Linked DNA regions of Homo sapiens: region 1 is linked to region 2. A link is an interaction called in ENCODE POLR2A ChIA-PET data of the cell type or tissue named here. Cell type or tissue: HepG2. All regions are shown on one strand. Links, peaks and the distances in the headings refer to the core of each region. The heading gives the core; the rest is flanking DNA. Region 1 overlaps LINC01270 (long intergenic non-protein coding RNA 1270). Region 2 has its middle 79 kb from the start of LINC01271.

Evidence for each region. ChIA-PET counts read pairs that join two places held together with the same protein. Peaks named below come from ENCODE experiments on the same cell type or tissue, not always from the same donor. Only the 100,000 strongest peaks of a DNase experiment are listed, where the experiment ranks them.
Region 1: POLR2A ChIA-PET joins it to region 2 with 78 read pairs; 4 of 35 experiments call an interaction of 5 or more read pairs at or near these places.

Annotation. Positions count from the first base shown.
Region 1 is chr20:50,298,143-50,313,174 of GRCh38, reverse strand. LINC01270 (long intergenic non-protein coding RNA 1270) reads right to left here. Exons shown (of 5, transcript NR_034124.1): 2 at 14,762-15,019; 3 at 1,161-1,370; 4 at 745-823. LINC01271 (long intergenic non-protein coding RNA 1271) reads left to right here. Exons shown (of 3, transcript NR_109950.1): 2 at 1-261; 3 at 1,926-2,464. Among named protein-coding and RNA genes, the nearest start is that of LINC01270, 13 kb to the right of the region's middle. RefSeq lists enhancers at 3,619-4,129, 4,130-4,641, 7,420-8,195 and a silencer at 6,829-7,123. In HepG2, for the core only: CTCF peaks have their summits at 3,141, 4,368 (motif pointing right) and 7,114; DNase peaks (open chromatin) are centred at 4,254, 7,094, 7,624, 8,964 and 3 weaker places; H3K4me3 peaks cover 2,352 bases.
Region 2 is chr20:50,392,685-50,407,716 of GRCh38, reverse strand. No RefSeq gene overlaps it. Among named protein-coding and RNA genes, the nearest start is that of LINC01271, 79 kb to the right of the region's middle. In HepG2, for the core only: a CTCF peak has its summit at 7,114 (motif pointing left); DNase peaks (open chromatin) are centred at 7,496 and 8,496; H3K4me3 peaks cover 1,156 bases.

The DNA of each region.
Region 1 (15,032 bases), core at 2,691-10,690, 94 kb after region 2:
TCCTCCGGAAAATGGGCAGGAGGCCGTTTGAATTCCAACATTCCAGAATTCTGGGACAGCTTCCAGGACTGGAGTCAGCTCCCTAGATCCCAGGAACGTTCCAGCACTTCTGGGGACGGAAGTGGAGCATCAGCCAGAGCCCTCCCCGGCCCCCGGCCTGGGAACATGTTTAGAAGATGACAACTGGGCTCCCTTTGGCCGAAATTCCACTCCCGTGGGGGCCTTGCCAAGGAAAATAAGCCCAAGAACCAGGCATTAAAGGTGAGCATACTTGAGCATTTTAAGATGACAAATTATTTACACAGGTGTGGGAACCAGCCCCTCGCACCCTGCTTTCTTTTTCTCCCTCCCCTTTCCAAATTCTTTCCCCCAAGGGTGCTGACAGACATGCCAAGGGAGGGGGTGGTTGGTCGTGGAGATCTGCCCAGAGTAAGTCCACAAACCCAGGGCAAAGTAGGAGGACAGAGAAGCCGGAAAGAGGGTGTCTGCGTGGCGGAGGCTGGTCCTTGCTCACCTGCCTTCTTGCTCTCTACCCCATTGCCTGGGGAGGTACTGAGGCTAGGGTCCCAGGGATTTCACTGCTACCCGAGTCCTTGAAGAAACTCATGCCCAGGCCATCCTTTGTCCACAAGGGAGAATAAGGGACCAGAGAGGTGAAAAGCAATCCCCAGGGTCACACAGCCAGTTAGCTGAACTTGGGGCTAGCAGGGGAAGAGGTAGAGGAAGCAATTGTTTCTTACTCACCTAGTGTGTGCCTGACACTGTGCTGAGCTCTGGGAACACATTGTGAATGAAACAGACAAAATCCCCTGCCCTCATGGAGCTGAAAAAGATATAAACAAGATAAATAGCAAGATACCTCCAGAAGTGCTTGAAGAAGAGTAAGACGGGGTGAAGAGGTGGCAGCGGTGCTGTCTAGGTTGGGGAGGTAACATTTGAGCCAAGAAAGATGAGAATGAGCCGGCCATGGGGAGATTGGAAGGAAGGACATTCCAGGCATCTGGCACTGCACATGCAAAGGCCCTGAGGTGGGAAAGGGCTTGTTGTGTTCAAGGAACTGTCAAGGGGCCAGTGTGGCTGCAGCAAGAAGGAAAGGCAATGACTGAGGGGTAGATTCAGGTCAACAAACCCAAGGGGTAGGTATAATCATTCTGTGTTACCAAGGAGGAAACTGAAGCCCAGAGAGGGGCAGTGACTTGTCCAGGGTCACAGAGCAGAGCCAGATTCCAGTACTTTTCATTGGCTCCAAACCCACATTCCTGCGCTTTCGTGAGGTGAGAGGATGGGAGCAGGCGCTGCGAGGGCCTTCCAGGTCTCCAGCCTGCAGCTCAACTCCAAAGATGAGAAGCATCTGGGCTAACTGGTGCTTCCTGTGGGAAGAAAGCAGAGATTGATTGAGCTGCTGAGTCACAGGGGAACAACAGGCTAGGCTCCCAGGCTGCAATGGGTTCTGCCTCAGTTTACCTACCTGTAATAAACGTGTTTCATCACACGTCTGCCTCCAGTGCTGACTTCAGAAGGGTGCTGTGAGGGTTAATTACTGCCTGGCAGCTCCAGGAGCCTTGATGAAAGGTGGCGGGAAGTGGGCGCTATTAACCTGGGCAGGTAATTACCCACGGCCTGAGGGAGGGTGCAGAGGGGTCCTAGCCTGAGTCACTTCTGGTTCTCATTCAACCCCAGGCCAGCCTCTTTCCAGGTGGGTAGGGCCCAGTGTGCCCAAACATCTGGCCATCGTTCTGGCCCCAAACCCCTCAGCACCGGGCAGGGCTGAAGCTAGGAGTGGTCACAAGCCACACAGTCCCAGGGTTGAAATCCCATCTCTGCCGCTCCTCTGGCCAGAAGACCTGGACAACACTCCTCACCTCTTGGGCCTGTTTCTTCATCTACATAGTAGTGTCTTAGTCTGTTTTGTGTTGCTATAACAGAGTACTACAGCCTGGGTAATTTACAAAGAACAGAGATGTATTTCTAACAGTCCTGGAGGCCGGAGAGCCGAAGATGGAGGGGCTCACTCAAGCAAGGGCCTTCTTGCTGTCATCCCATGGCGAGGGCATCCCATGGCAAGAGGTGGCACGTGAGACAGCAAGGAATGGCCGAACTCACTTTCATGACAAATCCACTCTCTCCATCATGAAGCCACTCCTGCAATAATGATACTAATCCATTCATAAGGGCAGAGCTCTCAGGACCCAACCACCTCTTAAAGGCCCACATGACCTTTGGGAGACACGCTGAGACCCTGGCGGTGCGGGGTGAGGACGTGGCCCCTCCCCAGGGCACTGTGGTTGTTTCTCACACATATGCCAGATACTGCGCCTCGCAGCCACTTCGTCCCCATTGCCTCAGTTTGAGGCCAAAAGTGACACATCAGGCCACAGCCACCTACCCCGTCAGCCATCTCAGCCTCCGTGACCTGAAGGGAAATGATGAAAGACTTTTCTAGAAATAAATGATTTTTAAAACATCCCAGGAAATCATCCCTGGCTGCCGCTGGGCCCCCAGGAGGGAGGGCAGGCCTCTTATTCCCCCTGCCCCAATCCCCACTTGGGCGCCAGAACCAGGCTCTGACTGCCCCCTGTCCCTGGAAGCCCACCCCTTCCCTCTTCCTCACTCTTGTGGCTCCTGGGTCTTGATGCCACCCCCGTCTCCCCCACCCCATACGTGCACACACACACATGCACACACACGCAGATGCACACACATGCACACACGCACATACACACGCCTGAGCTCTCCGTCCAGCTATGAACGCACAGCCTGGTCCCCAGTGAGCCCCGATGTTTTCCTTCTTCCAGGGTTCAGGGGACAGATACTAAGGCCAGAGCTCCCTTCCTCCTTTTACTCCCTCCCTGAGGCAACATGGTGCCCATCTCACAGGTGGGCACACTGAGACTCCGAGATGCAGATGCCCACACTCTGAGCGGCTGAGAGGCAGGGAGGGTCACATCCTCCGGGAGGGGCAGGGGAGTCCCAGCGGCAGCCTGAGCAAAGGGCAGGGGCGGGGAGCCTGGCCCTCCGTGGGGTTCCTGGGAATGAGGCTTTCTACTGTGAGCAGGCAGCTCCGGGGCCTTGGGACCCCGGATGGGAAGAAGCTGGGCCCTTGTCAGGTGGCTGCCCCTACAGGTAGAAGTCAGGCACCAGGTGGCCACTTTCAGGAAGAGCCTGGCATTAGGAGAGCTGCTCCAGGGTGGGGGCCCCACTAAGCTCACCTCCCACCCCTCTGCCCCTCACTCACTCCCTCTGCTCCAGCCACACTGCCCTTGCTGAGCCTTCAACAAGAGGATCCCACAGCCTGGCCTTAGCACCTGCGGTTCCCTCTGCCTGGAGCACCGTTTCCCACCCCCTGCCTTTGCACGTGGGCTTCTCCTCTTTGTTGGGGCTTCTGTTCAAATGTCACCCCATCAGAGGGGACCTCCCAGGCTCTCTCCATCGCACCTTCTGCTTTATTTCCTTTGGAGCCCTGCTCACTTACTGAAATGACCTCAAATGTCTGATTCTCCTCAGCTAGAATACAGGCTCCACGAGAACAGAGGGCTTTTAAATGTCTTTCTGTTTTGTCCACTGCTGTATCTCCAGGACCTGGTAGCAGGCACGGAACACAGTGGTGCTCAATAAATGTTTGCTGATGTACTGAAGAAGTTTTGAAAAGATAAGATGTAATTTGTATCACAGCGGGAGGGGTGGGTGTTTCAGGGGAGACGTCCTCCAAAGAACTGGATGATTTCTCCAGGGTCTTAAAGCGTGTCATGACCAGCTCGACGTCACAACAATAATAATAATATTTATTGGGCGCTTCCTGCGGTAAGCACTGTACACAGATCTTCTCAGAGTCCTTCCAGCCACCTGTGAGGTCAGGGCTGTGATTATCCCCACTTTCCAGATAAGGAAACCGTAACTTAGAGTTACAGTTAGGGACTGCTCCAGGTCACCAGTGATTTGGTGGCAGGCCGTGGTTGAATACAAGGCCACTTCGACCCCTCTCCCACCACCCTGGCCTGCCCCTATCCCTCCAGAGCCTGAAGGTTCCCTGGAAACCACACGGTCCCTTGATCCCTGGCACAGCCAAGGGAGGTTGTGTGTCTCGCCCATCACCCCCTAGCTGGTCAGGGGCCCAGAGGGGATGATCCCTGGCTGCCGGTGGGCCCCTGGGAGGGAGGGCAGGCTTGGCAGCTGTCCTGTCCCGGGGACGCCAGGCAGCCGGGAGTTTCTCTCCCCGGACTTACTGTACATGATTCAGCGCCAGCCCCAGTTGTGAAATCTGGGAATCTTGTGGGCAAGGCTGGGCCTGGGGGATGGCCGTCTGGGAAGAGGAGGCCGGGAAGGGGTTAAGGGGGGTGGCGGGGGGAGGAGGGGGCAGGCGCCAGGCCAGACCAGCAGAGAGCGCACAGTTAGCACTGGGCCGGCTGCCTGTGGCGGGTGTCTGACATCACAGCTGCGTCAGCCCAGCCAGCCCCAGCCCCCTACTTCCTCCTCTCCCTGGGCAGCATCCTCCGCCACCTCCCCAGCCTCACTGTCCTGTCCTGAAAACAAGCAGCATCCAGTTCCCTCCTGGAAGGAGGCAGGGTGGTCAGGAAGAGGGACTTTGCATACAGGAGGGACTTAATAAATGATAGCCGTGATGTCTTGGAGCCAGACCATAATCCTGTGAGCTAGACAGGGCAGGTAGGAAGCTATCACACTTATTTTAGGAAAGAAGAGACTCAGGGTCTGAGAAGGGAAGGGACTTGCCCAAGGTCACCCAGCTGCAGAGTCATAATGACTTGAAGTGTAAATAAGGATCGTGTTGATCTTCCTCCACTCTTCATTAGAAGGACTAGAAGGACATGTGTCTCTTGGTGCCTGGTTGGGCTTCAGTGAATGTCCCAAGGCCTGGAATTTTCTTCCTCATCTCGTTAATTTGTTAAGTCAGATTAAACCAAACGAGCATTTGTCTGACTAGAGGAATAACAAAGGATTTCATAGGGACTATTCATATATCAGTGATGACTTATGGTAGTGAATAAAATAAATTCTGCATTTGAAATGTTTTTCTTAAGAAATTACAGACTGAGGCCAGGCGCGGTGGCTCACGCCTGTAATCCCAGCACTTTGGGAGGCCGAGGCGGGCAGATCACTTGAGGTCAGGAGTTTTAAGACCAGCCTGGCCAACATGGTGAAACCCCGTCTCCACTACAAATACAAAAATTAGCCGCCCATGGTGGCGCACGCCTGTAGTCCCAGCTACCTGGGAGGCTGAGGTGGGAGAATCGCTTGAACCTGGGAGGCAGAGGTTGCAGTGAGCCAAGATCTTGCCACCACACTCCAGCCTGGGCAACAGAGCGAGACCCTATCTCAAACAAACAAACAAACAAAAATCACAGAGTACCTACTCTGCTCCAGGCTCATTTACATGCGTCAGGCTCAGTCCTCATGGCAACTCTTCGAAGGTGGGACTATTACCCCATCTCACAGAGGAGAAAACTGAGGCACAGTGAAGCAAGTGATGCCTGAGGCCACAAAGCCAGGAAATGACAGTGGTGATAATAATAATAATAATAATAATAATAAAAAAAATGCTAGTTGGCCTTGATAAGCTGCTTCCTCCACGCACTGAGCATGGTATTTATAGGAGCACACTGGCTTCTTTGAGCTTCCCAGGAGGAGAGCACTCTTACTGTCCCCATGTCACAGGTGAGAAACCAAGGCCCAGCTGGGTTACATTACTTGCCCAGATCACACAGCTAGGAAGTGACAGAGCTGGGATTTGAAACCAGGCTGTCTGGCCTCTGTCCGTGCTCAAGCACAGTGCTGGGGCTGGACACACTGTAGGTGCTCAGGTCACTCAGGGGTGACTGAACTGGAGATGCTCAGGGCTTCAGAGGGCACCCCTCCTGCAAGCTACCCCTAGCATCAGCTCAGGGCCACCCTGAGCTGGCCTGTCGTGGCTGGGCAAGGAAGTGCAGTTATGTCTTCCCCAGGATGCCATTATTCCCACAGTTGCCACAGCCCTTGGGTGCACAGAACCACCATGAGGAGCTCCAGGATCCTCCCCATTTTACAGAGCAGAAAAGCCAAGGCCCAGAGAGGGTGGGTGACTTGCCCAAGGTCACACAGCATGGTCGTGTGGGCTACAGCCCCACTCCCAGCTCCTGAGCCTGCCCTCAGCTGCGGAGGCCATGGAGGATGAATTCCAGGAAGAAGAGGGGAGCCGAAACCTGGCCCTCCCTGACCCTCCCCAGGAACAGCCTTTCCTCTATTCCTTCCTTTTCTATCTCCTAGCTTGTGGGACTCAGCCTTACATGAACTGGGTCACAAAGGGGGACAGGAAGGGCATTCCTGGCAGAGGAAACAGCACGGGCAAAGGTGGACCGCATGTGGAGCAGGGAAGGAAGGATATCTGGTTGGGATGCTGTGGAGAGTGAGGAGCCGGGGCAGGGAGCAGCTAGAGTCAGGTAAGCGGGCCTTGAATGTCACGCTAAGGAGTTTGAGCTTTGTCCAGAGGCGATGGGAAGTCAGGAAGGCTTTAGAGCGGGGAAGGACCAGGATCACTAAACAGAGGGTGGACTATTGCCATCACCTCCCCACTATCCCCCCTGCCTCTGTCCTGGCCCTGGCCCCTCCAGCCCATTCTCCACTGCAGCCAGAGGGATCCATGAAAACTGAAGTCAGACCACGTCCCTTCTATGCTCAGAACCCTCCATGACTCCCATGTCCTGCAGAGAAAAAGCCAAAGTCCTTTAACAGCCCACGTGGCCCTGCAGGATCCGCCCCCCACGGCCTCTTGGCCCTCACGTCCTCCTAGTCTCTCTCCCTCGCTCACCCTGTTCCACACACTGGCCTCTTTGCTACACCCCAAACACAACAGCCACAGCCCCCACTCAGGGCCTGTGCACCGTTCCCACTGCCTGGAACACTCTCCCCTCCCCGCGGCTCCCTCCCTCACCTCCTACAGATCGTTGTCAGCTGTCACCTGCTCACCAGGCTGTTCCTGCCCCGCCCATTGAAATCCCATCTCCTTTTCCTGCTTCATTTCTCTCCCTAGCATGGATCTTCTCAAATGCAATATGCAACTTATTTATCTTGTGTATTGCCTGCTCTCTCCACAAGTGTGAACTCCACGGGGGCAGAGACCTTTGACCGTCCTATGTCCTGCCATGTCCCCAGCGCCTGACCCACAGGAATTGCCCAATAAATATTTGTTCGGTGAATGGATTCTTTTTTTGGCAGAATAACTTGGTGAGGACCTTCCCTGGGGATGCAGATGGAGAAGCGACCTGCCCAGGGTCACCCAGCTCACAAGTGGCAACCTCATCTGGCCCCAAAGTCTGTGATTTTTGCCTCCATTCCAGGCTGCCCTTCTAGGCATTAGGCCCCACATCAGCCACTGTACCACTGCATATGCCCACGAGGCTGCAAGCTGGGGTCTGTCCTTAGTTCTATCTTAAGCTAGAGGCTCAGAGAGGTGAGGTGACGTGCCCAAGGTCACACAGCAACTTACAGTGTGAGTTCGGCTCTTTCTGCCTCTGTATTTTGGGTACTGTCTTTAAAGCGGCTCTGCCTCTCCCTCCTCCTTTCCTCTTTCCAACCAATGTGTTTGCGGCTGGAACATCAGGCCTGTTGTGCGTGGCCTTGACATACACCATGTCCCGGGCCTGGCCCCGCCTACCACCCTGGCTGGGCCACGAGCACAGCGCCTGGTTCCACATGCCTCAGGGATGAGCCGCAGAGAGTGTGACCAGGCCCAGCTGACACATCTCAGAGCACATGTGGGTCTGCCTCCCACAGGCCCAGCCGGCCCCCCAACACCAGCCAAGTCTCAGCCCGTCATCGTCCCCCGGGGGTGGTGCTGGGCCTTGTGGGGCAGAAGGAAAGGTAAACCATGACCCTGAGGAGCTCAGAGACTGGGGTTCTTGGGAAGCCAATTCAGGCCTAGAACCAGGGCCAAAGTCTGGGTGGTTTTAGAGGAAAAAGAGACTGGCTCTGGGGTTGAAAACTGTGTCACCAGGGACCAGGCAGGAATTTAAAATGAGCAGAGTGGGCTGGGGTAAGATGATAAATAGCTACTATTCCTTGGCCTCAGCATCAGAGAGACAAGAGGGAGTGGTGGGGACTGGGGCACATGCCTTGTCTGAAGACAGTCACCTCTCAGCTCCGGTTGATGGTGGTCCCTAGAGAACAGGGCCCAATATGATCGGATGCTCCGTGCCCTGATTTTCCAGAGGGAATCAAAACACAGGTTTTTATGTAGTACCCACAGATTCTTAAATATTGGCTTCATTCATTTAAAAATTCTATGTGGGCTGAGGAAAGCCCCACAGGCTTGGGCGCCAGATTGGGCCCCTGAGGCCTCCAGTTTGCAGCCTCTGTTCGCTGCAGCTGAATGGAGCAGGCAGAGAAGGAGCAAATCTCAGCCTGACCCCGAGTCAGGAGCTATGGGTTGGGACGGTGGCCAGGACCCAGCTCCAGCAGCTCCAAGGGACGTGGAGAAGTTTTCTGTCATCTGGTCCCCTCCTCCACTCCATGGAGATGATTCCCCCGCCCGCCAGCTCCAGCAGGCTGGGGGGTGAAAGGGAGCCTGGGCGGGAGCCGAGGTCTCCTTTCTCACATGGGACACAGCTGTGGATGTTTTTCAGGCGGATCCTAATTTCTCTCTCCCCATCCCCCGTGGCTCTGCCACACCAGGAAGTGGGTGACTCTCTGTGTCCCAAGTTGTCCCCCAAAAGTCCGCTCCATGCTCCAAGCTACCTGCTTCCACAAGCACAACTTTGAAGCTTCACCATGTCCCTTATAACCAATTTTCAGATGAAACAGGCTCAGGGAGGGAAAACATCTGGCCCAGGCCCCTGCAATCAACACACAGAGGAGCTGGACTTAAACCCAGGCCTCACGCACTTGACCACTGGGCCCTCATCCTGTCTCTTCCTGGTAGAACCCAGCCCACCCTCCAAGTCTTGCTCCAGCGCTTCCTCCTGGCTTATTGAACAAGCAGCCAGGCCCTTGGCCCACTGCCAGGTATTCAGACATGAACAGATAGTGTGTCTCAGGCTCCCCTGTGCTATTTGTTGAATGAATATTTCACTCATTTTCTCCAAAGTCGTGGGTGGTTGTCCATATCCAATCTGTTGTCTCAGCCTCTGACCACATGTCTGTACACTTCCCCGATGCCTCCTCCTGGATGGCCCCCAGGCATCCTCCAAATCAGTATGCCCAAAGCAAGTTCAGCAACTTCCCCCAAACTGTCCCTCTGCCTGTCTCCCTTCTTTTGGAAGGCTGCACAACTGTTCAGCGTCCAAAGCCAGAAACATGAGCATCATCCATAAAGCCTCCCGCCGCCATGCCTCCAACCCAATTGGTCACCAAAGCCTGGGAGTCTCGTCCTCAACCTCCCTCAAATCCATCCACCCTCCCCTCCTCTGAGGCTGCCATGCCAGGTCAATCTCATCACCTCTCACTCAGGTGGCTGCAATTCCTTGCCACCTCGCTACTTTCCCTGCAACGATACTTCCTCTCCCTCAAATTCAGCCTCCTGCAGGAGCCTGAAAGACACCTACTATTTTCTGCTGTTTACTATCAGAAGCTCCCCATTATTTTCAAAGGAAGTGTAGCACCTTGGCCAGCCTTAAAGCCTCTGACCTCTCCCTTACAATTTGTATGTTCCAGCCAGCCCGAACTACCCACTTCTCCACGATGTCTTTTCTGATCTCTGAACCTTTGCATAGGCTGTTCCTTTTTTTTTTTTTTTTTTTTTTGAGATTGGGTCTCACTCTGTTGCCCAGGCTGGAGTGCAATGGCACGATCTTGGCTAACTGCAACCTCCACCTCCCGGGTTCAAGAGATTCTCCTGCCTCAACCTCTCGAATAGCTGGGAGTACAGGCATGCACCACCACAGCCCAGCTAATTTTTTTATTTTTAGTAGAGATGGGGTTTCACCATGTTGGCCAGGCTGATCTCAAACTCGTGACCTCAGGTGATCTGCCCGCCTCGGCCTCCCAAAGTGCTGGGATTACAGGTGTGAGCCACTGTGCCCAGCCGTGCACGGGCTATTCCTTCTGCCTGGTGTGTTCTTCCCACTCAACTCTTTGTCTGACTACTCCATATATGCCCTTCAGGATTCAGTTTACATGTCATGAGCTTCGTAAACCTTCTCTGACCCCCTAAGTCTGGTTTAGGTACCTGCTGAGGTCCTACAGTGCTCCCCGCCTCCCACCATGTGTGAGTCAAACTACAGTTATGGCAACCAGAAACCCTTCCAAATTTTGTGTTTGTTTTGGATTTTAGAGACAGCATTCCTTCCAGGCATTTTAAGCAGAAAGGATCCAACACAGGGAATTGAACACTCACAACATTGCTAGAAGGGCTGGAGAGGCACCAGCACCACACAGCAGAACTGGACCTTCAGGAGAGCTGCCAGCCACTCAGGATGGTGGGGAATCAGGAGGCCACAGAGGAGCTGTAGACTTTGAGAACGTATCACAGCACCATCCAGCCATCTGGAGATGAGGAAGCCACCACCACCACCCCTACCTCTAGACTCCCCAAGAGTGGTAACCGGACGCCAAGGTTGCTGCAAGAAAATCCATCCCATGACCATGCTCACCAGCAGAAAGAGAGCCCAGGAAAAAACAAGGCGGCCCCCACTTCCTGACTCTCACAGGAAGGCATCTGCCTGGCGGGACCTGCAGAGCGTTCAGAGCCCCTGCTGCAAAGAAGGCTGGGGAATGCGGCGTGTAGCCTTCCAGTCTCTGCAGCCTCTTGCTAGAAAGAGATATTAATAGGAATGGATGCTGAGGATCAGATGACCCTGAACATGAGGTCTTAGGATTCCCTATCTCAGCCCCAACACCCTGTGCGAATGGAAACCTCTGCTTACTTGTCTGTGTTCCCTGATGGACTGCGGACACTTCAAAAGGCCAGGATGATGCCTTGGATATCTCGGGCTCAGCAGCATCTTGCATAGGCCCAGTGCAAGACAACAGTAGTCATGCAAGAAGAAAAAGAAGAACTGACATTTATTGAGCATTTACTATGCACTGAGCACTGGGCTACATGTTTTACATACCTGTTGACATATTCACAACCCAATAGGGTAGGCATTATTGCTGTCCCTATTTATACATGAAGAAGAGAAGGTCTATAGAGGTGAAGTAAGTTTCCCAAGGTCACCCAGCCAGTACATATCAGAGATGAGATTAAAAATGCAATCTGTCTGACTTCAAGCTCCAAACACTTGCCACTTATGAGAGGCACCTTTATCTTCTCCCAGGCATCCAGAAAGGTCACAGCAATGTTGTGCAATGAATGAATGAATACATAAGTGTCTTCTCCTTTAGGAAACTACCTGTCCCCATCTCAGCTGCCTTCCCTCCACTGGGCCTGGGTTCCTCTCCAAGATCAGGGCTCAGAGAGTAAAAATAATACATAAGACTGCACTGGGATTCCTCACCTTGGGTCTGTAGGTGGCTCTTAGGCTCCATGACCACCACTCCCATAAAGTTGCTAACATTTTGTGTCTATATGCAATTTTCTGGAGATTTGACTCAAAGTTTTCACTAAGCTTTCAAACTTCAAAAACTTGATACTGCTGCATCAGGGAGGAACACAGGAATTTTCCTGCCTCCTGACCTCAGTTCCGATCTTATGACATAGCATGCATTCACCTGTATATCCATCCAACTTACCTATCCATCCATTCATTCTCTCATCCACCATCCATGTACTCCTCCATCCTATTTCCCCATCCACTCATCCACCCATTCATCTATTCATCCACCAATCAATCTAACCATCCATCCATCTTTCCATCCATCCATCCACCTATCCATCCATCTATTCTCTTATCCACCCTCCTACCCACCAATCTATTCATTTATCTACCCATCCATTCGCCTATCCGTCCACCCACTCATCCATCCATCTATCCACCTACCCATCCATCTATCCACCTACCCATCCATCTATTCTATTATCCACCCTCCCACCCACCAATCCATTCATTTTTCTACCTATCCATTCTCCTATCCATCCATCCATCCATCCATCCTACCCATCCATCTATTCTATTATCCACCCTCCTACCCACCAATCCATTCATTTATCTACCTATCCATTCTCCTATCCACCCACCCACCCATCCATTCATCTATCCATTTACCCATTCTTCTGTCCACTCACTCATCCATCCACCCACTCTTTCATCTATCCATCCAACCATTTGCCCATCCATACACCCACCCATTCACTCATGGAATCACCAATCCATCTACCCATTTATCCCTTTATCTGTTTATTCATCTAGCCATCTATTAAGTCATCCATCACTTTATGTATTAATTCATTCATTTAATTATATATTTATCTATTCATTCATCCATCAGTAATTCACAGTATTCAACAATGAAATCACCCGCTCCATCCATCACACAATTTAAAATCCAGCACTTGTTTATTTATTCAACCATCCATCATCCATCTCTCCATTTATCCACTAATTTCTTCATTCATGTGTTCACTCATCCATTAATTCAATTGTTAATTATCTCATTCATTGATTCATCTATTCTTTCATTGATCTATTTCTTCATCCATTTTATCCATTCATAAACAGTTCCCTTATCTCCACACATGTACCCAGCCATTAAATTATCCATTTGACTATCCACCCATCCATCAAGTCATCACTCATCTTTTCACCCATTAAATGCTCCATCCACCCATTCTGTTCTCTATACCAGAACCAAGAAGTGAATCACGGCTGGCCCTGCCCTTGAGAAGCTCACAATCAAGTGATGGAAACAGACAGCTACAACCCAAGATGGAAAATATTCAGAAGTCAAAGGGAGCTCCAGGCAGGTGCCTTCACAGAAGGGGACTCAGGTCCTTCTAGGGATTCAGAGAAGGCTCCTTGGAGGAAGCAGCATCCAAACAGGACTCATGAAGTCAGAAAAACAGTGAACAAACTCCCTTAGATATCCCAGAGGGTAACTCACAGGACCTAACCACCTAGATGCTCATTGAGCTCTTTGGAGCATCCAAGACTGAGAACACCTGTGGCAAATGTTCACCCAGGAATTCCCAAACCCAATGGCTAATGGAACACTTTCCCCCTTGTCACTCCTATTAGTACCCCCAGAGACTCTGTGTCCCTCAGATCTGTGTCCTCAAAATGGATAAATGATAAAATAGATTTGGGAAATGCTAGTCTGGTCCAAACTTCTTGTTTCCACAAAGAAGAAAACAAAGTTCCACAAAACATCTCTGACCTCAAAAATTGTGTTCATCTGTAGATAAGATGCAATGCACAATATATGCCCAAAGACTCCACGTTTTTTTTCTTCAGACGGAGTCTTGCTCTGTCAGCAGGCTGGAGTGCAGTGGTGCGATCTCGGCTCACTGCAACCTCCGCCTCCCGGGGTCAAGAGATTCTCCTGCCTCAGCCTCCCAAGTATCTGGAACTACAGGTGCGTGCCACTATGCCCAGTTAATTTTTTGTATTTTAGTAGAGACGGGGTTTCACCATGTTGGCCAGGATGGTCTCGATCTCCTGACCTCGTGATCTGCCCTCCTCGGCCTCCCAAAGTGCTGGGATTACCGGCGTCAGCCACCGTGACCGGCCTCCATTTTTTTTTTTAACCTGCAGAGCTGAGCATAGTGTGTGGCACACAGTAGGTGCCCAATAAGTATTTATCAAAAGAATGTGGCCCTTGTTGAAGGAGTCACTCCAAAATGGCCTTGGCTTTTAAGCTGTCCCTACTGCGCAGTGACCCCTGTGTGGCCTTAGCCAATGCCACAACTCCCAGCCTCAGTTTTTCTGTCTGGGAAATGGGCAATAAGGTCATCTCAGCAAAGATTGATGCAGGAAGCGCATGCTTAGACTCGACTTTGGTTGCAGGCTTTGTCTCAGGATGTAACTCACCGCCACTTTCTCACCCTGGCTAGTTGGGTTTCTAGCCAGCGATGAAGACCTAGAGGCATCTGAGCCACACTGAACCTTCGAGGTTGAGGCTGGTACCTGGAAACCGCCTGAGTAATCCCACTGTGTTCCTGCCCAGCCTGATGGGGCATGAACTGGAAATTCCCTATAATATTTGCTCATTAAATGATTCCTCCCCTCCTCCTGCTTTTTCCTCCTGCCTCCCACTCTCCCTTAGCCAGCTCCCAAAGCGCCTGCAGTAATCTCTGCAAAGGAGTCCAACTGGTTTGGGGAGGGCTGGGTGGCCACTTCTTCCTGCCTCCCACCTGCCCACCCGCTGCCGGAGCCCAGGCCTCTGCCTGCCGGGGTGCGTGGGCTGTGCAGTTCTAGAACACAGCGCCGAATGCCCACGCAAGATAAAGGGACCACTAGCGCCTCCTCAGCCCAGGCCCAGCCCTTGTGCAATCCAGATCTTTGCTCCTCAGAGACAGCCATGGGGATGAGCAGATATGCTTATCTGATGGGGCCACGAGGCCTCCAGATGATTCCAGGGGCTGTTTTTTCTTAATCCGGCTTTGGGCTCCTCACTGCCATGCAAATGTGCCCGCTGTTCCCCCATTTGGGCATGTCCTCATCCTCCTTCCCGTCAGTCAACACTTATTAGGCACTTCCTGTGTGCCCAGCCCTGTGCTGAGTGCTGGGGACGCAGAGGTAAATATGACAAAGTCCTCGCCCCATGGAACTCACAGTCTGAGGGGGACAGGGCAGATACATAAAAAAAGAGAATGGTCACAGGAACGTGGGTAACTCTCAAAATCATAATGTTGAGGAAAAGAAGCCCAGTAAAGAATACACCACATGATTCCACTTACAGAAAATTGTAGAGAACGCAAACTAATCCACAGCCGCAGAAAGCAGATCAGCCACAGTCGGCAGGCGATGGGAGTGTGGATGGGGCGGCCGGGAGGGATGAATGACAAAAAGACACAAGGACACCCTTGGGGGCGATGGATATGTCTGCTGTCTTGATTGTGCTGGTGGTTTCGGAAGTGTGTGCATATGTCCAAACTCATCCACATGAACACTGGAATATGCGCAGTTTATCGTGTGTTTGTTACACCCCAGTAAAGCTGTTGAGAAGAA
Region 2 (15,032 bases), core at 3,203-11,202:
TTACAGGTATGTGCCACCATGCCTGGCTAATTTTTGTAATTTGAGTAGTGATGGGGTTTCACCACGTTGCCCAGGCTGGTCTCAAACTCCCGGCCTCAAGCGATCTGCCCCGGCCTCCCAAAGTGCTGGGATTCCACGTGCGAGCCACCGTGCCCCGCTGAATAAACATGTTCTATAAAGCCATGTGGTATAAACTATTGGCAACATAAATCAGTAGGCTAGTGGGACCACATGGAATGGGGGTCCTCTTCCAGACAGGGTGAGAAGACAGGTGTCTTCTGTTTGCCCTTCCAGATCCCTCTGCACCCCTCTTTGCTCTGGAGTGCCTCAAGGTGCACCGCATTTAGAAGCCCACACGTCCCCAAGGTGGATGCCAGGAACTCACTTTCTATGGCTCTCTTGCCAAAGGAGAGCTTGGGTGCAGGGGTGACAGCTGTGCTTGAGAAACAGCAAGGAGGTCTGCAGTGTAGATGCAGGAACTGAGGTTCAGACAGACACGGTGGCTTGTCTGAAACCATGCAGCCGGGGAGCAAAGGATCCCAAACCCAGGTCTACTGGGTTCCCCAGCTTGAGCTCTTCTTTAGTTCACGGCCCTTGTTAAGGATGAATGCCACTGAGCTGAAATGAAGGAACAGAAAAGTCCCGACATTCCGACAACATCACACAGCAAGTCAGCAGCTTCGCACACTGAGGCCCAGTTTAGTGTTTACCAATCATCAACAGCAATCCCAGCCTGGGCTCAGCATTTGATAAGCATGGGCTTGTTGTGTGATTGCAACAACCCTGCAAAGCAGGATGAGCAAACCAGGGTTCAGAGAAGCCAAGATACTTGCTTGAGGTCACACAGAAAAGAAGTCAGGATACAAATCTGTGTTTGTTTCCCAAACCTTTGTTCTTTGGACACCCCGACAAGAAGACGCATTGAGGATGAATGGGCATATATCTGACTCTGAGCAACCTGGGGTCAGGGTCCACATCTGAAATTTCGTTCAACTTCCAGACCAAACCCAAGGGCACTAAATATGGCAGGCCCTCCATAAAATATCACATAAACGCTGCAAGAGAGCACGGCCAACTTACAGGGTTTTGCTTAAGAAGTTCAGAGCCTCCGAGACCCGTCTTTCTCACATTTTTTTTTCTTTTAAATATCTCTCATAGAAACTCTAGCTGAGTCATTCTCTGGCCTCATTTTAGCTGTTCTAAAATGATTTTAGCTCTTCTAAAATGGTGGCTTTTGTGTGGGGGGGGTAGAAAGCAATATTTCCCACGTTCACGACCTGGACTGTAGTATTTATCTATCCAGCCTTTCATTCACCCATCTGCCATCCATCCACCCACCTGCACTTCCATCCGCCCATTCTATTCATTTACTCTGTCCAACCTTCCATTCATTCCTCCATTGATCCATCAGTTTCAACTCCATCCATCCATCCATCCATCCATCCATCCATCCATCCATCCATCCAGTAAGTACCTACCAAGCATCTCTTTTGTACCAGGTCCAGTGCTAGACTCAGAGGAGCTAGAAATAAATAAGGCTTGGTCCTTGACCTCATAGTGCTCCCAGTCCAGGAGGAGAGGCAGATATGATGGATGGTAGGAAGGCCTTGTTTGTTTATTCCACACATGTTTCATGGTGCCACTGATGTGTCAAGCAGTGTTAGACACTGAGGAGCAAAGATAAAAGAGACAAGGTCCTTGGGACCCCATCCTAGTAAGAAAGACAGAGGTCAGCATGCACTAAGGCAGGAAGCGCTTGTTCAATAATCCTTTGTTCATTCACTGCATGTTTGCTGATGACCCTCATAGGCCAGATCTGGGCTCTGGGGACACCAAGATAGAAAAGACTTGGCCTTAAGCACTTGGAGCACAGTCCAGTGGAAGAAACTGTCCAGTAGAGAATTTCAGCCAAGCATGATATGAGATGCAATTAGGGTGAGAACAGGAGTCCAGAGATGCCAGGAAAGTGGCCAAGGCAGCTTTCTGGAGGGTGTAAGGCCTGGTCTGAGCCTAAAGGATGTGGTGGGGTCCACTCCATTGGGTCCCCTCCCCTGGCTTCCTGCAGAACATGAAGGTCAGACTCAGGGGCTCCAAGGACACCCCTCCCACCCAGCCAGCCAGCCCTTTAGAGGGTCGGGTGGGAGATGGACGGAGCGACCAGGGCGCAAACCCTTTCTCAGGTCAGTGCCCTGGGAAGCTGGCCGGCCAAACCTTGGAGACTGTCCCACAGTGACCAAGGTCCATGGGTGACATTGAGGTTGTTTGTGCAAAAGTGCTCCATTTTTCTAGGCAGTCTTGTTCATAGAAAAAAACAAATAAACCAACCCAGCTCTGTTGACATGACTTATGGTGGGGTGTGGAGGGGGATGAGAACTGCTACCACGCCGGGCACCCTAGAGACATCGGTGCCTGTAGGGGTGGCGGGAGAAGGGCAGAGGCTGGAGACGTGGCAGGGGCCAGATCTTGCAGAGCCTCCTAGGTCTTGACAGGACTTGGGGTCTGATTTGAAAGGCAATGGGGAACATTTGAACTGCTTCAAATGGGTTAAAAAATATGATTCAAAACCTCCAGAGGGCTAATGGTTAATTCATTTGCTCATGCATCCATTCATTCATTCAACCAATACTGAAGCACCTACTCTGTGCCAGGCACTGTTCCAGGTGCTGGGAAGACAAGGGTGAATGCAGCAGACTCAGATCCTGCCTTCTTCGGACCAGAGGCCACGCAGACCCTAAATCAAATAATCACACGATGAAGTCCAAACAGTTGTAAGCCATACCAGGGAAGGATTCTCCAAGGAGCTGACACATAGCAGCTGGCTTAATCCTTCCTTCAACCAACATTTATTGAGCACCTACTATGAGTCAGGCACTGGGCTGAGTGCAGGGATGCAGGGCGAGCCAGACCGATCCAGACCCTGCCCTCGAGGAGCTGCCATTCCAGTGGAGGAGGCGAACCTATCAATGAACCACAAAGTATGAGGGAGGTGTAATCAGGGTACATAGAGGGGCTGTGGGGGCAAGGAGGGCTTCCTGGAGGAAGGGAGATAAGGAGGAGTTAGTTAGGTGAGGGATTGTGCATGGAGGTGAGGGGGGAAGGAAAACGAGGTCTCTTAGGACCTGCTGGGCTGGTGGCAGGATGGGGGCTGTTGGGAGAAGATGCTGCAGCCTTGGGAGGTCAAGATGCATTGGGTGGAGATGCAAGGTTACAAACCCTGCCCTCGAGACAGCTTTGGAGGGCAGATGGCACCTGCAGGGCCCTCCTGTCTCTGTCTTTCTCTCCAGCTCTGTCTCTCCATCTCTGTCTCCTCTTTCTCTGTCTTTCTGTCTCTTCTTTCTCTGTCTTTCTCTGTCCGTCTGTCGCCTCTGTCTCCTCTTTCTCTGTCTTTCTTGTCTCCTCTTTCTCCTCTGTCCATCTGTCACCTCTTTCTCTGTCTCTTCTTTCTCTGTCTCTGTCTCCTCATCGTTTCTCTCAGGCTGCTCCCTGACTTTCTTTCCTCTGCTCCGGTCATCTTTGCAAGATATCAGTAAGAGACAAGAATACGAGGAAAAACCCTGGGCCGGTGGGCAGAGAGCAAGGTCGGGGCACAAGGACAGCTGGGCGCAGGGACAGGCAGTGACTGAATGTTCTGTTTTGGAAAGACAGCTCTGGTCAGGGGCGAAGGTGGCTGACCACGAAACCCGATAACCTGGCCAAACTCTGCTCTAGCCAGTCCTCTGGCTGGCAGCTGTGACCTGGTGGATGCTGCCCAGAATTTTCCTAGAGGGAGGGGGAAGAAGGGGGAAAATGGTCTGTGGGCAGCTTCTTCTCTGTCAAGTGGGACTCACAGGAAGAAATGGAAATAAGTGAATTCTTAAGGGAGACCTCAGTGTGGTTCAGAATAGGAAAGCCCTGCTTGTCTGTTCGTGGTTTGCTAGGTTTTCACAATCCAATAAGTGCTCCCCGTGTGCCAGACTCTGTGCCTGGGATGACATTGCCAACCCTCTCCTGCAGGGTGTTGTGATTTAAGACCATGGACTCTGGAGCCAGACTGCCTGAGTTTGAATCCTGGCTTTGCAAATTACTTGTGACTTTGCACAAGTTACTTAACCTCTTTCTTTTTTCTTTTTCATTTATTTATTTATTTATTTACTTTTTTTTTTTCTTTTTTGAGACTGAGTCTTGCTCTGTCGCCCATGCTAGAGTGCAGTGGCACAATCTCAGCTCACTGCAACCTCCGCCTCCCGGGTTCAAGTGATTCTCCTGCCTCAGCCTCCCGAGTAGCTGGGACTACAGAAGCCTGCCACCATGCCCAGCTAATTTTTGTATTTTTAGTAGAGACAGGATTTTGCCATGTTGGTTGGTCAGGCTGGTCTTGAACTCCTGATCTCAGGTGATCCACCTGCCTTGGCCTCCCAAAGTACTGGGATTATAGGCATGAGCCACCGCACCTGGCCAACCTCTTTCTTTTTTTTAAATTTTACTTTGAGACAAGGCTGGAATGCAGTGGCACAATCACAGCTCACTGCAGCCTTGACCTCCTGGGCTCAAGCAATCCTCCCACTTCAGCGTCCCAAGCAGCTGGGACTATAGGTATGATCCAGCACACCCAGCTAATTTTTTGTTTTTTGTAGAGATGGGGGTCTTGCTATGTTCCCCAGGCTGGTCTCGAACACCTGGCCTCCCAAAGTGCTGGGACTACAAGCCTAAGCCACTGCTCCTGCCCCTTAACCTCTTTCTTTATGGGTAAAATGGGAAGGAAATATCATCTCTCCCACACATTTGAGGTAGATACTAATATTAGTTAATATATGTGAAGTGTCTGGAATAACGCATGGCATGTAATAAATGCTCCACAAAACACAAGCTGTTATTAGTTTAGTTCTGCAATTAGTTCTGTGAATGCTGAGGAGGCAGAGGGAGTGAAATTCAAATGCTAGCTCCATCCCTTCTTAGCTCTAGGACCTTGGTGAAATCTCGTAGCTTCTCTAGGTGTCCGTTTTTCTTACCTGTTAAGCAAAGATGATCTTAGTACTCGCCTTGCCAGGTGGTTGAGAGGGTCTATGTCTTTGTAAAGTGCATGGGTGCATGGAAATAATTCACTTTATGGGGGAAGAAAATAAGTCCCAAAGAAGTTTATTTCTTTATTTCCATACGTCCAGCAGGCCCTGAGCACCTCCTGTGTGCCAGGTCCCCAGAATGCCTACAACAAGCTGGGGCCTGTGCTCTTTCTGTCCTGGAAGACAGCAGAGGGCAAGGTGGAGATAGTGCATGCCCCCTTGGCGCTCACCTTTAGTCCTGACCAGCTCTGTGAGATGGGGTGGCAGGTATGACCACCCCGTGTCACAGAGATGGAAACTGAGATCCAGAGAAGTGAAGAAGCTGCCAGGACACAAGGTTCATGTGCACCTGCTCCTCTGAGCGGCTTCTCTGAACTTCTGTAACAACCCCACCACTGTCTATCTCATCAAAGCCACCTAGGGCCTCCATCTTTCTCACCCTCCACTCTGTGTTCCTATCTCGGTCTCTCCAGCACCTGGCCCAGAGCTGGCCTCAGACATGTTGATTGTGCCAGACAAAATCTACGAGCCCTGAGAGCGGGAATCCGTGCAGCTGTGCAATGTGTCACTTCTCCTGTCCTCCTTCTGCTTCCAGCAAGAAGAAAATGCAGTGCGGCCATTGACCCCTGAGCACCCCCCTCACCACCAAGGCAGGAAGCGGGTGACAAGCACAGGCAGTGTGGAGGAGGGGACAGAATGGGGTCTGGAGTCCCAGAGTTCCACATTCTCAGTCCTGGCTGTAACTGTGGACATGGCTTTTCCCCTCTCTGAGCCTTGGTTTTCTTATCTGTAGAATGGGTACAATCCTTGTGATACCCCTTCTGTTGATATGCAGAATAGAGGAAGCCTGGGTATAGAACTAGGCACAGGAGAGGTACTCAGAAAACGGCAACTGTTTCTTTTATGTGGAAGGGGTGGCTGAAGCCCTCTCCCCTCACCCAATCTCTCAAGCCCAGTTTGACTCCTCATAGCCAAGGGTGAGATAGTAAGTGTAGTGGTTAACAGCATGAGGCCTAGGCCTGACTGCCTGGGATCATATCCTGCCTCTACCACTTGGAGCTGTGTGATCCTGGACAAGTGACTTAACCTCTCTGGGCCTTTTTTCTCCATTTATGAAATAAGTGTAATAAGAGTCCCCAGCTCCTGGAACTGCTGTGATGATCAGATGAGTTCACAAAGTTTAAGTAAAGGGCTAGGATCCTGCCAGGCACATGAGTGCTATAGAAGCGTTTGTTGCTCTTCAGGAATCGAGGGGAGGAGGGACCTGGTGGCTCCTGCAAAATTTACAAGGGACTCAGGGACAGGGATGGGAAGGAGGAGCTGGAGAAGAATCCTGATGTGAATCAGCAGGGAATTTCATAAAGCAAAGCCCACTGTATTGAGGATGACCTTCACACAGGATCCGGTGCCCCCCGGGGAAGGGCCGCCGCCTCACTCCCATCCTTCCCAGAGCCCAGCTTGGTGCTTGGTCATCTCTGTAAGGCAGAAGCTCCATCCTTCCGGCTGCTCTATCTGGAACCTTGGAGCCATCCTTGGCTTTTATTTTTAGATTTTAAGTTCCGGGGTACATATGCAGGCCGTGCAGGTTTGTCACATAGGTGAACATGTGCCATCGCGGTTTGCTGCACCCATCAACCCATCCCCTAGCTATTAAGCTCGGCAAGCATTCGCTATTTATCATGATGCTCTCCCTCCCCACCCCCACAACAGGCCCCAGTGTTGTTCCCCTCCCTGTGTCCATGTGTTCTCATCGTTCAGCTCCCACTTATAAGTGAGAACATGCAGTGTTTGGTTTTCTGTTCCTGTGTTAGCAGAAACCCAAACATCCTTGGCTTCTTGATTTCTATTGATCGCATCTAGTCCAGCAGCATATGCCCCAGCAGCTCCACCTTAGAACAGATCAGGAGTCCAAGATCCGTTCTCCCCGCCTCTTCACCTCCACAGCCACCCCTTGGGCCCATTCACCATTCTCTTCTGCATGAACCACTGCAGTCACCCTGACTGTCCCCTTCCCCCTGGCTCCTGACAGCCCATCCTCTACACCCAGCTGGAGAGATTCTTTCAGAAACGAAGTCAGACTGTGCCCTCTTCTGTTCAGAACCCTCCATGGCTCTCACCTACCCCAGAGGAAAGCTAAGTCTTTCCTTCGACGTGCAAGGTTCTATGGGCGCTGCCCTTCACCCCTCTGAACTCACTTCCTCCCACGCTGCCCCTCACTCATTCTGCTGCAGCCACACTGGCCTCTTCTCTGCCATCCTCGCTCATGCCAGGCACGGTCCGGCCTCGGGCCTTTGCACTTGCTGTTTCCTCTACCAAGAATGCCCTTCCTCTGGAAATCCCCATTGCCCAATCCCTCATCTCTTTCAAGCCGTACTCAAATATTTGCTCAGTGAGACCTTTCCTGCCCTGCACCCCCACTCCCTATTTAGATTTATTCCTCTCTGATGTTCCCCTCCTCCTTCCCCGGCTTATTTTTCTCCTTAGTACTCACTGCCATTGGAAACATGATCTATTTAATTTACCTGTGAAGGCTGATGCCCCCTTCCTCCCCCATTCCGTAATGTCAGCTCCACGCTGACGGGGACATGTGTGTTCTATTCACTGTTGCATCCTAATACATTCAGGTGATGGATGATACGAGTCTAGTGTGTTACCTTGGACACTGATGGAGGCAAGACTGTTAGGGTGAGGGTGGAAGCAGGAGACCAGGAAGGAGGCTCCTGCAGGGGTCAGGTGAGAGAGGTGGGGCTGGGCCAGGGCAGGGAGGGGCGGCTGTGTTTGGATGGAGCAGCAAGCACCAGGTGTGGGGGTGAGAGAAAAAGAGGAGTTGAGGATGATGCCCTGGTATCCGCCCTGAGCATCTGGAAGGATGGGCTGCCCTTGACGGAGACAAGCTGTGGTGGGAGAGCGGGTTTCGATCCTGGACAAGTTCCATGGGAGCTGCCTCCTGAGGCTTGCTAAGGCCAAACGCTGTGCCAGGGACTCGGGAACAGCGGCGTGACACAGAGCCTGCCTTCTTGTCACTCTTGTCTCATGGATTGGCATGGCAGCATTGCCACTTGCTGGGAAACACTGAGCCAGTGGCACCACTCCTGAGCCTCAGTTTCCCCATCTGGATGACAGTCCCTCCCTCCCAAGGCCTGTGTGCAGCTCCATGAGCTCATGCCTCTGACGTGCCTGGCATCCAGTGGGCGCTCCAGCAGAGCTTGTTCCTTCCCTGTCCAGCCCCCATGCTGGCTGTCCCCCAGGAGACTGTGCTGGGAGCGTTATTTTTAAGCCTGGCTCCAGCGGGCTGGGCCATGGTTCTGAAGGCCGTGGGGAGACCACAGTGCTAGCAGCATCCCGGCTTTCTTGATGCCAGGAGACCGCGGCGTGGAAACATCAGAGGAGGCCGCCCTGTGTCCATGCCCTGCCTGGTAACCCTTTATGTGAAATTATGTCATGTCACCCCATGCTGTTTATAAACATCTCTGACCTTTCCCAAGCAGGGCTGTGGGGGAGGGGGCTGCACCTACTCCTCCCACTCCCCACCCCCGCACGCCAGGACCTGCTAGTGACCCCTCCCATTAGCCCACATCACACAGAGCAAAGTGGGTGCACTGGCCTCCAGCCAGCGTTGGCCTGGTTGTTTCAACACCTCCAAGCACCTCGCAGCTGACCAGCCCTGGGGTATTTTTAAACCCTGGCCTCGGCCAACCTCTTTGTCACATTCCGGTCGGGGCTTGAGTTTAGTGCGTGCCCCAATTCGGATAGCTGGGTGGGGGCTGGCATTCACTGGACAACAAACATTTCATCTAGTTCCAGAACCTGTGGACCTACTATGTACCAGGAGTGGGGACCCCGGGGGGCTCCCTCACAGAGCCTGTCCCCAAGGTGCTCACTGTCTGGCAGGGACACTGTGACGGGCCCACACTGTGACAAGTGCTAAGATGGAGGCGAAGATGGCAGTTGCAACTTAAATATCCGCAGGCCCAGCAGGTTACGTGAACGAATGAAGTGGGCGTGGTGTGAGACTGCGGGTAGGGGTGGGGCCTGCGGAAACTGGCGAGCCCATGCCCAGTCTGAAGGGGCTGGCTGCGCGCCCCTCCGCTCCAGCCTCTGTTGTCATAAGGGAGTCGGGTCCAGAGCTTCTGATTTTCCAGGAGAAGCTACACATCTAGGTTTATGTGAGATTTCATAAAAAAAAAAAACAAAACCCTTGACTTTTAAACGTTGGCAATAAATTTTGTAAAAATGTCCAAAACATTCTGAGAGCCAAATGACACCTGCTTGTGGGCTGGACTCAGCCCATGAAGTCAAGTTGAGGCAAACAGTTTGTGCTCTCTGATGCAAACAGGTGCACTATAAAATAGTCAACAAATGCGGCCTGAACACCTACCCTGAGCTCCTTCTACTGTTCCAGGCCCCAGGAAACGGCCGGGAACAATGTGGAAACATCCTTGCCCTCGTGTCGCTTTCAACCAGTGGGGTTGCTGGCACCACCTCCTACTGGCTCACGAATTCTGCAAGCTAGTTGTCACACACAGCCATCGCTAAGAATTAAATTGCACGAACTTCCAGTTAAATAAGTTACAACAAAAACAAAGGTAACAACTGCTCACAGATCACCACTTTCTCACCATTTCACTGTTCTCTGTGTTGTTGAAGTGATTGACGTCTGTTGTGTTGTATCATATCATATGCCATATCCCACGGTGGAAATAGTACAACAAGTTCTTCCCAATGCCATGCTCAGTAAGTCACACTGGTAGCTCCAAATGGACCATGGTGGGACTATTTACACCACCGAAATGGATACATGTAAAAATCAGGGCTCCCCCTTGTTGAGAAGGTGTCATTAAACATTTAGCAGTAAACCAGATTTTTTTTTCTTTTTTCTTTCTTTCTTTTTTTTTTTTTTGAGATGGAGCCTCAGTCTTGTGGCCCAGGCTGGACTGCAATGGCGCCGTCTCAGCTCACTGCAACCTTCGCCTCAGGGTTCAAGCGATTCTCCTCCCTTAGCCTCCCGAGTAGCTGGGATTATAGGCACAAGCCACAAAGCCTGGCTAATTATTTGTATTTTTAGTAGAGACGGGGTTTCGCCATGTTGGCCAGGCTGGTCTCGAACTCCTGACCTCAGGTGATCCACCCGCCTCGGCCTCCCAAAGTGCTGGTATTAGGCGTGAGCCACTGCGCCCAGCTGGTTTGTCTTTTGAAATATTTCCTCTGACTGTGTGGATTGAGTGGAGCAAAGCTGGAAGCCAGGAGACCAGGGAGGAGGAGCTCACTGCCACGGTTCAGGTGGGCAAGGACAGTGGCAAGCCTGCACCTCGGTGGTAGCTGTGAAAGTGGCAACAAGGGCATGGATTTGGGATGTATTTGGCAGTCAAGTCAGCAAGATTTGGGATGTGTGGGGTGAGGGAAACAGGAACCAAGGGGCCACCAGGACCTGGTCTGAACAGGGCAGCACTGTTTCCTGAGCTGGGAAGACAGGTGGGCAGGGCTGGGGTTTCAGGAGGGAAATAAATGGAGTATTCCGCTTTGTGAAGTTAGGGGCCTGCGTGAAACCTACATGGAGGTGTCAGCTCACCAGCTGGGCTTTGTAGTCTAGAGTACAACGTAGTTCTGGAAGCAATGTCCCTCTGTCGCAGTGGCAACCCCAAGTAGGGGGCTGGGGGGATTCTGGGAGGGCCTCACAGTGTAGGAGTCCTGAAGTACCAGGAGAAGAAGCACGTGGTAAGAGAACCATGGAGGAAAGGTGGTCCAGGAGGAGGGCACAGCAGGGCCAAAGGCCTGGAAGCAGGGCAAAGCACGTTCTTTTTGGAGGGGATCCAGTGGTGGGAAAGAAGGCTACAAAGGCAGAGGATAGATCACAAAAGGCTGCTTCTTTCAGCCAAAGGAGGCTGCAATGTACCCTCAGGGCACTGCGTTGAATTGTAAGCAGGTGCAGGCCAGGAGGGCACTTTACCAAGGAAACACTGCATTGACTTTGGGCCTTGAGGTGCCCCGGCATGCGAGCCTCTGCCCTCCCCTGCCCGCCAGGCCCCCAGCACCCACCCCAGCATACACAGCATAGCGGCCTCCAAGTTAGCCCAGAGCCTTTGCCAACCCAGCCAGTTTCTTGCAGATTTCTTGCCGATGAACCAGGAAAACAAAATAACCCCAATGGCAGGAAGAAGGGTCAAGGGAATATTCAGGGATGTTGGTGTCTGAATTTCCATCAACAGGAAGGCCCAGGAGGTTACCTTCTGGGACAGGGGGTGACTGAGGGGTGCACGATACGGCGTGGACTTAGGTGTTGACGGGGTCTTTGTAACCAGTCCTTGTGGGAGGGAAAGGAGGGCGTGAGGCACAGCTCTGCAGCCTGGCCCTGTCCTCTCTTAGGGCCGGAGTTCAAAGGCGGGTTTTTCTGCCACGCATCCAGCGGGTTTTTCTGCCACACATCTGCTGGGTGATATCGGGCAAATCATTCCTCTTTGTGAACTGTTTTCTTATCTGTAAAAGGGAACGATAATGGCACCTGTAAGTGCATCATTCACCTTCCCCCAGGAATCGTTGGGGGGGGTGAAGTGAGATTTTTTAAAATGTCAATAATTTAGCCCACTGCCTCACACCTGCTAAACTCCCAATAAATGTCAGCTGTCAATCATTATTTGCAAAGTTATTATTCATTATTGAGTACTTACTGTATGCCAGGCTTTGAGCTGTGGGGGCTATCTAATTCAAGCTTCATTCCCTCCCCGTGAGTAAGGATTGTTATTATTTCACAGGCAGGGAAACGGAGCTTCCAGGAGTTGGCCTGGCTTGCCCACGGTAAATTTGCTAGCAGAGGACACAGCGGGGGTTTGAACTCAAGTCTAACCTCAAAACCTGTTGTCATACTCATTCTGTGTTCTGCCTGCCTATGAATTAATCAGGCTCCAGAATTTTGGGAAATAGTTGTAGTCTGTGTGACCCCCCCCCAAAATCTATCCACACTCGTGGGGACCCTTGCTCTTCCTGGAGCCAGCCAGCTCAGGCTACACCCTTGACATGGGGTGTAGCAGATGGTTGCTGTCCCAAGGCAGCCAAGGGCCTGGAGAAGCAGAACCACCCTGGGCCAGCCTGGGGCCTTCCTCTTGAATCAGGAGTCCAGCTGGGCACCCGTGTCCCATCAATAAACGTGCCCAAAAATAGCTTGCTGGGCCCCACCAGGGCAGGAGGACCAGGACGTCCTGTTCCCGCAGGCTCTGGCCAGAGACTGACCGTGTACTTGGCCTTCCTGGTCAGAGGCTGCTGGAAGGGAGGGCAGAGCTCACCCTGCCCGGGGCCTTGTGGGAGTGAGCTGTGCCCCTGGGCACCGACACCCCCGACCTCAGACATTGTGGAGCTTCTGAAATGTGCTGCTGGCGAGGCAGATGACTGTATGTGGAGCTGGGCCAACATCTTAGTAGACAGGCTGCCGGGGAGAGAAGGAGCACAGGCTCTGGAGTCTGACAGGTGTGGGTTTGAATCCCAGTTCGGACATTTCATAGCTGTGTGACTTTAGGCAAGTCCTTCTCTCTGAGCCTTGGTTTTTCTCACCTGAAAAATAGGGGAAAACCTTTCATAAGGTTATTATTGTGATTCAGGGAGTTTATGTGTACAAAGAATAGTTTGTAGACTTTGCCGGTTTCTTTATGATCGTCTCCACTCCCCACCCGCAAGATGTTAAGCCCAGCAGGGAGTGCAAGGACCTTTGTCTGTTATTTCTGAAGATCTCCAATGCACACAAGATGTGTTCAGGCTACTTGCTGAATGAATAAATGAATGAAAGTATCAGGCACATAGCAAGTGCTCAAAAACTCTCAGCAATTCGTATTGTTAACGTGCTTGAAAAAGAGGAACTTGGGCATTGAGAGTGACTGACAAATCGTATTGGTGAAGATGAGGAAGGAGCTCAAGGGAGCGGGGGAAGGACACGTGTCATACACAAAAGGACAGGAGGGACACGGAGAGCAAACACCGGGCAGAGGGCTAAGCTGCCTGAAGCTGGGAACCCCAGGGAGTGTAGACGCCGGCCTGGATCCCGGGTCTGGGATGGCAGACATGAAACTTCTTGGGAAGACATCCCTCCCCACAGGCAGGGGGTCCTCACTGGTCTCACACGGGTTGTCCCCATGAACTTGTGGGAGCTTCACGGCTTCTGCATCTGAGGAGCTGATTGGAAGGGGAGGTGGCGTGCAGGCTGACAACGCGATGCTTCGTATTCATCATAATCACAGCAACAAGACCGACTCACACCAATGCAGCCCTTCCCGATGCCAGGCGCTGACCTTCACACGCAGTGACGCGTCGCATCCTCAGAACCACCCCAGGAGGTACCCTGCTATCCTATTCCCATTTTACAGATGCGGACACTGAGGCTCAGAAAAGCGGTGAAGTTTGCCCAAGGTCACACAGTAAGTGGCCGAGCCCAGGCCGACCTCTTGACGTTTCCACTCTCTCCAGCACTCCAGCCACCTGTGACCACATCCACCTCTCCAAGCACACGGGCTTCCTCTCACCGGGGCCTTCCTGGGCGGATCCTCCTTGCGGCACTCAGCTCAGCTGTTCAAGGATGCCAGCGTCAGCTTCCTTGGGCTTCTCCTCAGATGGCCCTGCCTCAGGGAGCTTCCCCCGACCTCCCCCTGCCCCCAGGCCCCTGCCGTCCCTCACTGGGCTGTGACAGCCTAGGCACTCATCTGTTTCCACAATCTTTTATTGTTGTTGTTGTTGTTTTGAGACAGAGTCTTGCTCTGTCGCCCAGGCTGGAGTGCAATGGCGCGATCTCAACTCACTGCAACCTCCGCCTCCCAGGTGCAAGTGATTCCTGAGTAGCTGGGATTACAGGCGCCCACTGCCACGCCCGGCTAATTTTGTATTTTTAGTAGAGACAGGGTTTCGCCATGTTGGCCAGGCTGATCTCGAACTCGTGACCTCAGGTGATCCGCCTGCCTCGGCCTCCCAAAGTGCTGGGATTACAGGCGTGAGCCACCACACCCGGCCTGTCTCCACCATCTTAAGTACAGTGGAGGGGTCTGCATTTTTTCTGGAAACCAGGTGTCCGGCAGAGAGTGGGCACTGCTGGAAACTGTTTTGCAAAATAAACACACTTGTGGGTACAAACTGTGTACCAGGAGGAGCCACGACCCTCAGATCTCTCGGGTCCAGGATTGTACCCAGGACAGGCAGTGTATGGAGGGGAGGCCATGATCACTGAGTCTCTGGCCACTCCCTGGGGCCCTGAGTGTTATTCCCTGGTCTGCTCATATATACAGGCAGCACGGCCCCATGGTTAGCATCCAGGCTCCAAGACCCAACCACGTGGGTTCAAATCCCAGCTAGCTACCAGCCTGCCAGGGGATCCTGGGCAAGTGACTTAATCTTTTGGGCCTCAGTTTACCTATCAGAAAAATAGGGCAAGTGATAGGATTGTCGTGAGCATTAAGTGAATTTTCGAAGTTATTATTTATTTATTTTAGAAACAGAGTCTCACTCTGTCACCCCGGTTGGAGTGCAGTGGCTTGATCATAGCTCACTGCAGCCTCCCAACTCCTGAGCTCAAGCGATCTGCCTGCCTTAGCCCACTGAATAGCTGGGACTACAGGTGCACACCACCATGCCTGGCTAATTTTTAATTTTTTTGGAGAGATGAGGTCTCACTCTGTTGCCCAGTCAGGTCTCAAACTCCTAGCCTTAGGCGATCTTTCTACCTCAGCCTCCCAAGGTGCTGGAATTACAGGCAAGAGCCACTGCATCTGGCCTAAATAATTTTTTGTGTGTGTTTTTTTGAGTCTGGGTCTCACTCACTCTGTCACCCAGGCTGGAGTGCAGTGGTGATATCTCAGCTCACTGCAGCCTCAACCTCCAGGGCTCAAGCAATCCTTTCCATCTCTGCCTCCTGAGTAGCTGGGACTATAGGTACATGCCACCACACATGGCAAATTTTTTATTTTTTGTAGGGATTGGGGGTCTTGCTATGTTGCCCAGGCTGGTCTTGAACTCCTGGCCTCA